Linked DNA regions of Mus musculus: region 2 is linked to region 1. Evidence: chromatin loops called from intact Hi-C (ENCODE). Cell type or tissue: left cerebral cortex. All regions are shown on one strand. Links, peaks and the distances in the headings refer to the core of each region. The heading gives the core; the rest is flanking DNA.

Region 1 (5,387 bases), core at 91-5,090:
TAAATGTCTGACTAAAAACTCTGGTTGACCACCAGTAGTTCCTCAAGGTGGGTCAATGTGAACACAGATGTTTTAGACTGAGGTGGGTTTTCATACTATTTTTACAGAAGTTTGGTCTACTGAAGAGCTGACCACAAAGTCAGCTTCAAATGGAAATATAAGCAATGGCCAAAAAAGGTATCTAAGGCTTTGTCCTTTTGCAAGAAGGTCACAGCTCTTAAGGAGCATGGCCAGGAGCCCCTCACCTACATGAATCATGGACACTACAGTCGCTGAAGACTGCTTGTTTCAGTGCCTCCATGATGAGGTTTGAAAACATTCCTTTTAAAGATAATGTCTGACAATACCAGGGCCCAGGACCACATATGTAGACCTGAGTTATAAAGGCTGTCTCTCTCTGTCTCTCTCTCTGTGTGTCTCTCTCTCTGTCTCTGTCTGTCTATCTCTGTCTCTCTGTCTTTGTCCCTGTCTTTGTCTCTGTCTTTGTCTCTGTCTCTGTCTCTGTCTCTCTCTCTCTCTCTCTCTCTCTGTGTGTGTGTGTGTGTGTGTGTGTGTGTGTGTGTGTGTGTGTGTGTGCATGTAGCAGGGCGGGGTGCCTTAAAAAGTATCTGGTAAAAGATATTTGACTGTAGGATCCTGGGAGCTAGGGTCAGACAAATGCCTGCACCAAGTGTACATAGCAGCAGCTGCATGCACTCTGGTTACTTCTACAATCAGGATAGTCATTCCCACCATGAGGTTGTCTGACTGAAAATTGAGATAATGAGCTAAAGGTTCCTCATTGGAGTGTCTGCCCCCCAGTGTTTCCTAAATAAACAGTAGAGCCCAGATCTGGATTCCACCTCCGATCCACACCCTTTTCAGTATCAAAATGCTTCTTGCTAAGTCTTGAGTTAGTTTTGTCCCAGAATCTATCACTCTCTGACAGGTTAATCCAGTTGTATCTTTTTCCTTGAAAAACCTCTACTGGACAGGATTTCAGGGACTGTAGTGTTCACAACTCCTGTAGGTGAGGGGTTCGTGCCCTATGCTCTTCATTTCAATACATTAAGAGCCATGAACTTCTTGCAAAGTTCAAAACTTTAGATCTCCTTTTGCTGATTGGATAATCTCTGTTACCTACTCTTGAAGGCAGTTAGTGTCTAGGCCATTGAGGTAACATTTCCATGTGCACCATCTACAGTGAGAACCAAGTGTGTGGAAAATGTATGGAGTTAGCTCATCGCCAACTCCACACTGGTGCCACATACATAGGTGTGACGGGAGGGAGGACAGAGGACAGATGGGGAAGTGAGAAGGTGGTCAGATCTGACCATGGGAGGAATAAGCCAGGCAGCTTTCATTCTCACCAGGCTTCTGCAGCCATCTTATCCAACTGGGCTGGAGTTGAAGGACTCACTATCCAGAGTTGAAGGACTCACTATCCAGAGTTGAAGGACTCACTGTCCAGAGTTGAAGGACTCACTGTCCAGAGTTGAAGGACTCACTGTCCAGAGTTGAAGGACTCACTGGCCAGAGTTGAAGGACTCTCTGGCCAGAGTTGAAGGACTCACTGGCCAGAGTTGAAGGACTCTCTGGCCAGAGTTGAAGGAATCACTGGCCAGAGTTGAAGGACTCACTGGCCAGAGTTGACGTATTCACTGGTCAGTGTTTAAGGACTCACTGGTCTACGCTCAAATGGATCTACAGCAAATTCCATGTGAATGAGACCCGTGCTTCAGAAAGCAAGCCAGATTAAAAGACAGCTGTGATTTGTCATCTGCAGACATTTTAGTTAGCAGCCTGATAATGTGGGGGATTTGCAGAATTCTTTTTTTTTTCTCTTGTGAGCTTGGTTTCTAGGACCTCTGATTGGGGGCAGGGGGGTCAGATATTTGTGTCATTCTAAAATGCTAGATTCCATGCAAATTCCTTAGAGTATCAAAGCACTCTGCAATCATCTGACTGGAAACAGTCAATTTCAGTAAGCTCATAAGGGATACCGAGGCAATTTCACACCTGATTTAGACCCACAGAGCTTTTACACCTGGTTTATACAGCTCTCGTAGAAATTAGAGTTGAAAGCAAACTTTAAGATCATCTACCCTCTCACCTCACTTTATGAGGCTGTGTTCCCCTCCCAGGGGACAGCAGGTTTGCTGATGAAGAAGAGCTTCACACTTTCCTCTAGTGAGTTTGGATGCATCGTGGCATGACTGAAGTCCAATCGTGAACAACAGGACTTTAGAACTTTGGGCAATTAAGAATATTAATTGCCATATTTTCTAAATGTATCATCTTATTTCACTAAGCCCAAAACAAACGAAATAGTAAATACAAACAGACCTTGTGGAACATCTGGCTCCATAGCTAGGCATGGGGACTGAACTTTCAGTTTTTGTTTGGCCGGGAGTTTGAACGGATTCAGTATGCCACTATTACATTTATAGAAGTGATCCTCGCTCAAGGGATTAGTGCAAATCAGAGATTGATGAAATGTGGCTGCAGAGGCTGAGACTTACATGATCCTAACACAAAGCAGAGTTTACTCAGAAAAGTCTGTCGTGGTCATCAGCTGCAAGGCAGCTCAGAGGTGCCACCTAGTGACTTTAGTCTTCTGGCAGTGGAAAGCACAAATAGATACCTTTGCAGAAAATGAGGGTTGTGTATACTTCAGGCTAAAGTCAAGTATGTAATATAATACAAATGGCCTCTTCTCAGTTTCCTTTGCCTGACCAAACTCAGAAGAAACAACGAGTATCAGACTACAAGCATCTGAAACGACACGGAGCAGCAACCAGCTCCCATAGGCTCTCTATCAAGTGTCTCACTCCTCATCTTCAAGCAGAACACAGATTTGTTCTGTCTAGTTGCCCCTTTACTGTTATTATGTAGCTCATTTTTTTTAATGTTACATCTTTCCAGTTCTGAATAAATGCAGCAAACACCATTTCTACACATGAGATGATAAAAGGAAGATCCCTAAATACACAATTACAACTCTGGATTATGTTTAAATTATGTCTGTATTAATTACTTTTCTATTGCTGTGAAGAAACACCATGACCAAGGCATCTTGCAGAAAACTGCAGAGTTTACTATGGGTTTACAGTTTCAGAGGGACAGTTCACAACCATAACGGCAGGTAGCATGGCAGCAGCAGGCAGGCATGGAATTGGAGCCGTAGCTGAGAGCTTACTTCATGAGACACAAGCACGGGGGGGGGGGGGAGAGGAGACAGACAGAGAGAGAGAGAGAGAGAGAGAGAGAGAGAGAGAGAGAGAGAGAGAGAGGTGGGGGGAGGGAACACATAGGGAGATAGAGAACATAGGGAGACAAAGAGACACGCAGAACGACAGAGCGACAGAGAGACAAAGAAACAGAGAGAAACAACTGGGCATGCCATGGGGTTTGAAAGTTAACTCCAAGTGATACAACTTTCTTGGCAAGGCCACATCTCCCCCTCCTTCCCAAACAGTTCAACCAGCTAGGAAGCATGTATTCAATTCCATGAGGCTATGGGGCTGTTCTCATTCAATTCACCACAGAGCCCAAGGTGTAGTGCATCATAAATGCACAATCAAGGATGCTAATGGTGTGTGTGTAGTGATGGATGGACCTTGTGTTTGTCTCAACTTAAGGATTTTCAAGAGAAGGTGTTAATCTGGTCACACTCAAATTATCCTCCCAACCTACACACCATCTAAGAAGACTGTCTGATTACAGGCTCATTTTAAAGCCAAAGAGAAATCTGAAGTCAAACAGGTTTGGTGGTTCGAATGGAAGAGAGGTAAGAGGAAGCCTGTGTGAAGTGGGAAGTGAAATTGAGCCCCGTTCCAACCTGGCAGCAGACACTGAATTCACAGATGAGGTCATTCACAGTACAGAACCTAGTCAAGTTGTCACCATCACTGGTGGCCCAGGATCAAAGATTCTCCCTAACACAAGCAACACAACAGCAACGACATGCTCACGTGTACCCATGCTCACATACACCCACCTGTGTGGTTGCATAGCAGTACAGCTCCCTGCTGAGGTGAGGGGGGGAGTCATGAGCCATTCTTCGGTCAAAGCTTTTCTGAAAAGTCTCTAAGAATGTGTGTGTTATTTTAAACATCTAAGAAATAAAGTGTGACCTAAAAGATGTTAGGTTCTGCCTGTTTGTTGGCGTGGTTGTTGGTCTTCATGTCAAGGGGCTCCTTTTGAGGCACATTTTAAAGACATTTAAAAATAATTTTTAAAATGTAATTTAACTTGAAACATGGGCACAAATTCCATCATCTTCAAGAAGAGCACAGATTTGTTCTGCCTAGTTGCCCCTTTACTGTTATTATACAGTTCATTTTAAAAAAAAATCAGTGGAGATAAATGCAGTTATTCCTTACATGTGCAGCCAAGCCACCAGTCTGAGGAATAAAGCCCCTGGTGACTGGTGGCAAGGGAGACTCTCTCCTAACCAGTAATCCACCACCTCAAACTGCCCAGTTCATCAGTGTGACTCCCACTATTGGAAAGAACTTTTTTTGTGCCTAAATAGGTAACTTCTTTGAAACACAAATACCCCTTGGCAGGTGCACACAGGGTTGTTGTCATTAGGGCTGTTGCCAAAACAAACATTTGTTTATAGAGGATCAGCTGGGAATCAGGTGAGCATTCAGGCCTGACTTCACTGGAGCCTTGAAGAATGATGCATGCACTCTGGAAGACACTGGGGAGCTGCCACCCAATGTCACCCTAAGTGGTAGTGGAAAGCAAAAACACAAGAGCTCACCTAATCTTGTTCTTCAAGTGTAAAATCTCAGTTAGAACACATTTCCCTTTTTAGTTTGCTTTTGGTATTTTCACAGTTAAAGCCAATTTAGGATCTCTGTATTCCTACTTAGAACAGCTACAGACAGGCGTCTGCTCACTGGTGTTCAGAATCCTGAGTCTGAAACAGGAACTGTTTCCTATATGTTCTGTTGAAAAAAAAAAAGTGAACTAAAACATCATTAGCTTGAATCCTCTCAAAATTAGCTTGGTTTCTGGTTCTTTCTCTAATTGATCCATTTTCCATCTGGGATTTATCTCTTACATTGAGATTTTGTACTTCTAGTTCAATATGGGCATAGACATGAGTGATGGTGTGTGCCTGTGTGTGTGAGTGTGTGTGCCTGTGTGTATGTGCATGTGTGCACATGCATGTGTGTGTGAGAGAGTAATACAAACATGTTTATAAAATTATTGGAAATAATGTAGCGTTACAAACACAATCTTTCTAATATACATTTTCCCTTTCTGCAGTGCTCATAAATACAGAATATAAAACTAAACTTGTAAATCTGGGTACTCAAAACTCAGTATCTAAATATGAAAAAATCCAAGGGAGCTTGGGTAAATTCTGATGCCTACTTCTAGAACTAGAGCAA
Region 2 (5,387 bases), core at 324-5,323, 290 kb before region 1:
CTAGAAGTTCTAGTCACATGAACCAAGTTAGAGAATTGTGTGTGTGTGTGTGTGTGTGTGTGTGTGTGTGTGTGTGTGTGTTTTGGTTTAAACTTAATTGCACAGGATTCTGTAACTTGGGATCATAATTTCTGATTAATATTACAATGGCTGCACTAGGAGGGTTTGGGAACTCAGGACTCAGTAGCCTACTAGGCAGGAATGGTTCTCAAAGGTAACTCTGTGATCAGAGATATATACACATTGTAAGTCTGTCCTGAAACATGAATACATATCATGTCTAATTTACACTTACCTGTTACTGAATTGTAAATAAAATGGCAGACATTATGGTGATATTTTAAGCACCTTACTCCATGTACTCATGACGGGATACTCTGTCTTACTCTTGCTAGCTTTACCTTTTGTGTGGACTGATTAGGGCCTGTGTGACCAGGAGACCTAGGGTGTTTTCATAAACTTGGCTTTGGCACAAGACGTTAACAGTTACTTTTATATTTTCCTTATCTATGTGTCTATCTACAGTTCTTTATAGACAGGGGAAGGACTTGACCTCCGTAACTTCAGCATCAGGAGCATAGGTGGGGCTCAGTGATTTTGGAACAAATAGAATAATTTCATTTTATTTTATTTTTTACCATCTCTGACCTGTGAAAATCTACTCTGTGGGAAACTCTCTTCTAAATGTGCTGTGTTATTTTACTTGGAATGAGGCAAGATGAAGAATTTGTAGCAATGAGCTGGCTCACGTTGTCCCATAGTTTGATAAATGGTTAAAATTCTGGTACTTTGGAACTAGAGACCATGATCTGCCTCCTGCTTTACAACCTAAGTTCAGGCCCAAGTACTGCCTTTCAGCCTCCTCACCTGGCTACAGGGATGGATGGATCCTGTCCTCAGGAGTGAGTACTGTATGTAGAACAGTCTGGATGGGGGAGCAGATGGACACAGTTAAGGAAGAGGTAAGTGCTTGCCATCACTGTGATTATTGTTATCCTCCAGACCTCATGTTCATCAAAGTGAAATGGAGCAAATATGACTATGCAAAACTTAAATGAGTTAATTCCTGTAACCTGCCTGACAGCAGCATACAATTACCAACTTCTCAGAACCAAAAAAAGAGTGATGTATATTTAGTATGGCACACACCACCACCACCACCACCAACAACAACAACAACAACTCCTGTTATGTTTGTGTTAACAGGTAGACATCTGTACCAATCTGCCTGGGCTCTAACCCAGGCTGAACTCATTGTCTGATTGATTGATTCTGAGCAGGTTATGTAATGTCTCAGGATCACCTGTAATAAAATGAGAATAATGATAGCATCCGTTTCCTAATGTGGTTTGAGGTTTAGTTGCTGAGGCCCCCCCCCCCTAAAGCAATAAAGGCAACAGCAGGCGAACAGCACACAGCCAATAAACCTAAGCTGTCAGTACTGCTCTGAGCTTCAACCACTGACAGTGGTGAAAGTGACTGTCTACCTGTCCAGGAGGCAATGTAGATAAGTTGTGATGGTACTCATGAACATAGCTAGTAAAGTGATGGGTTGTTGATAAATGCCAGCCTCTTTCCCATTTTTATGATTGAGGAGACAACTCAGAATTTTATGATGCTTTGTGGTTGCAGCGCATAGCATCAGTCTCATTTGTGTGCAGTTATAGGACAGAGAGGATCAGGTGAAATTTTACCAGTGACACATATTAAACATTGTTATTAAATAAATACTATTCAATGAACTAATTTATTGCCTAGTTTTCTTCTTAAAGCAGCTTGGTCGAGAATTACCCAATACATTTTAATTATTTTGATTTTGGTCACAGATATGGTGTTGTACCAGGAAGCATTTGTGAACTCCAAAGGACCACCAAGGAGCCATTTCCGATGTTATAGCATTAGGGTATCTTTATTACAAGCCCAGGCTTGGGTTCTCCTCCAACCCAACCCTGACACAGCAGGATGGGAAGGGAAGGTGGACCAGCCTTGAACCCTTAGCAGGAAAAAAAATTATAGGAAAATAGGAGCAAGTGAGGGGGTGAGGGAGGGGGTGTTCACTCTGGCAAGCATCTAATAGAATGACTACAAGCCAACAGGTGGATACTCTGAAGCAAGACCATATACAATCACAAATGGTCTGAAAGTACATCTGAAACAATCAGACTAATCTTTGATTAACTGTTGCTAGAAAGTAGCTAGAGAGTAACTCTGTCTAAGGACAAACCTTGGAGTCCTTTCTGGTACCTGGGTGCATCTTGGGTTCTGCTGTAGGTCAAGTTCTCAGGCTTTTCTTCTTTTCTTTTCTTTTCTTTTCTTTTCTTTTCTTTTCTTTTCTTTTCTTCTTTTCTTTTCTTTTTCCTTTTCTTTTCTTTCCCCTTTCCTTTCCTTTCCTTTCCTTTCCTTTCCTTTCCTTTCCTTTCCTTTCCTTTCCTCTTTCCTTCTCTCCTCCTTTCCTTCTTTTTTCTTTTCTTTTCCTTTCCTTTCCTTTCCTTTCCTTTCCTTTCCTTTTTTAAAAGATGGAGGCCGGTCCCAAATGGAGTAGGTGTGGCCTCTCAATGGTGATTTACTCTCTGCAAAGAAATAGGTTATTGTTTCAAGTTTTTTTGGTGGCAAACCCTGGGACACAGTCTGCAGGAGCTGCAGGAAGCTGCTGTCAATCATAGGGTGAACATAGAGGTTAGGACATCATTACTTCTGCTTTACTTCCATGATGGACACCTGAAACTTTCTAATGAGCAAGCCCTTTGGAGACAGCTGGCACCCCACAAGGTGCAAGCCTTGCTGAGCCTCTTCTTGTCTCTTCACGGTTCTGTTGGTTAAAGTCTTAAAGGATGTGAGAGGCTTTGGTATGACTATAATTGGTTGAAGCACTTTTTAACTGGCCTATAGGAGCACACATTGCTGGAAAAAGAGTGGCAAGGAAGGGGGTGATGTTAACAAAAAGTGTGTTGGGGGAGCTCTTCATTGTATTCATCCAAGAGAGAAATCTGTAGCAGACAATTAGATGTGCTAGGCAGAAAGATCCAGCAGGTGGCAGCTCAGTAACGTGTAGTCACAAGTCATTGTAGGGAGCTGGTGTTCAGGATCATCTTTCCTTAGAACAATAGAAAATGCTGTATCTTAAACAATATATATTTATTGTCAGGTTGTGTGTGTGTGTGTGTGTGTGTGTGTGTGTGTGTGTGAGTGTGTGTGTAAAAGTTAGCACATATCTCTGCCTGTGTTCTATGCTAACCTAGAAAATTAGAATTGTTATGTGAAGTTACCCAACTTAAAGGACATTGAAGTTTTCTGAATTTTTCTACTATACTTTACCAACACTCACTCCATTATTTTGAAGCATGTATATGTATTTTCTATGTTCTAAGAGATGGCAGACTTGAAGTTTTTTCAAGTAAAATGATATTGCAACCAACAATTGATCACTTTGAGAAGTTACCTGAAATTTTAGCATTCCAGGCATAATTTCTTTAACAGTTAAAATATTTAGGAAACTCAGGGAGTCAGCAAAGGAAGCTGGGCTCAGGGCAGCAAAATAAAACAGCAGCATTTCTAGTGAATTTGAATATATATGTGTATACACACACACACACACACACACATACACACACACACACACATATATATATATGTATGTATATATATATATATATATGTATATATATATATATATATATATATATGAAAGAAAAACAAAAAACCAAGACAAAAAGTACTCTTAAAATACAAGCTCGAGGATGGAGCATCTTGTTATGTGGATTTACAGGTGTTAGGATTGCCCTGATCCCAGAACAGAACACTGCCAATGCCCTCTGAGACAGCACCAGACTGTTACACACTGTCTGTTTAACTGAGCATATTGTTACACCCTTCAGCAACAAATCTTCACTGTGCCCTATTTTATCAGGGCACCAGGGCCTGACAGATTTCTCACACAATTAAACCATCAAAAGTGATACAATTTTGACATGAAATGTGTTTATATTTTGAGAGCCATCAAACAGAGCTTATGTGCTTATAATTACTTAATAAAATTAAAGGCTTCTGTGGAAGTCCATTTTAAAAATACATCATAACATTTTAAGTGCATAGGTTCATGAAGTTTGTTCCAATTTCCTGGTGACAGATGCACAAGATCCCCCTAACAGATGTGTAGTTCTGGGCACTCATATGCTATTCACGCTGACAAAGGTTTAGAACCAGCATTCTTCTCACCATCTTTCAAGGGTCAACTACTAAAAAAGATTCAGTTTTGTTCAATTGAAAAGGATAGAATTCCCAAGGTTCAGTTTACTTTAGTTAATTTGATAGAAGAGTCTGGCATTTCTCTCCCAAACAGCCCAAACTAGTCCCCTTCTGCTAATGTAAATCAGCCTGAGCTGTAGATGCCTACAGAAGAGATTTCTGTCAGTTTCTAGGAAGATCATAGAATTGGGGGGTGGGGGTGGAGGCTGGAAGTTGTGATGGTTTTAATAAGAATGGCCACAACAGTCTCATATATTTGAGTGTTTGATCATTAGGGCATGGCACTACATGAGGGATTAAGAGATGTGGCCTTGTTGGTATAAGTTTGGCCTTATTGTAGTAGGTATGACTTTGTTAGTGTTTGTGTGGCCTTATTGGAGAAAGTGTGTCACTGGGAGGTGGGGTTTGAAGTTACAAAAGCTCAAGCCAGGGCCAGTGACTCCCTCTTCCTGTTGCCTGCAGATCCAGATACAGAACTCAATCTACCCCTTTTCCATCACCTATCATCTGCCTATGTGTCACCATACTGCCAGCGTGATAATAATAGACTAGACCTCTGAAAGAGTAAGCAAAACACTTTCTTCATCATGGTCATGGTGTCTTTTCATAGCACAATATCACTGACAAAGACAGAAGTGAAATTTAAAGGTACTCTATCCTGAGTTACTGCTTGTTTGCAGGGTTTTTCCTTTATGTGGATTTGGATTTCATCACTATTTCTCTCTCTCTCTCTCTCTCTCTCTCTCTCTCTCTCTCTCTCTCTCTCTCTCTCTCTCTGTTGTGTGTGTGCACATGCATGCACATGTGTGTGACATAGTATAAGAACATTTTTCTTTATTATACATTTTTATTATTTTATAATTCCATACATGCATGCAATGCATTTTTCAGCATAATATTTTTATTGATTCTTTGGGAATTTTCACATGCAACCCAATCACATTCATTTCCCAAACCTTCCATGTCTGCCCCATCCTTGTGACTCCCCCAAAATATAAAATTAAAGTTGAAATTAAAATAAAAAGGTCAAGTTTATGTTACCGATATACTCACTAGAGCAGGGTCAAACTCTCAGTGTCCTGTCCCTTAAATAAAACTGAGTGACTCCCTGCTTGGCCAGAAGCCAACTGTGGAGAGCTAAT

The links. A loop is a pair of places that touch in the nucleus more often than their neighbours do. Peaks named below come from ENCODE experiments on the same cell type or tissue, not always from the same donor. Only the 100,000 strongest peaks of a DNase experiment are listed, where the experiment ranks them.
Region 2: a loop joins it to region 1, with 8 times the contacts of the local background. A loop is called at or near these places in 23 of 42 quality-filtered maps.

The regions. Positions count from the first base shown.
Region 1 is chr3:157,230,095-157,235,481 of GRCm38, reverse strand. The region is part of intron 6 of Negr1 (neuronal growth regulator 1); the gene reads right to left. Among named protein-coding and RNA genes, the nearest start is that of Gm23725, 4.5 kb to the left of the region's middle. In left cerebral cortex, for the core only: a CTCF peak has its summit at 2,580 (motif pointing left); DNase peaks (open chromatin) are centred at 2,567 and 4,826.
Region 2 is chr3:157,518,288-157,523,674 of GRCm38, reverse strand. No RefSeq gene overlaps it. Among named protein-coding and RNA genes, the nearest start is that of 4930592C13Rik, 13 kb to the left of the region's middle. In left cerebral cortex, for the core only: a CTCF peak has its summit at 3,022 (motif pointing right); a DNase peak (open chromatin) is centred at 3,019.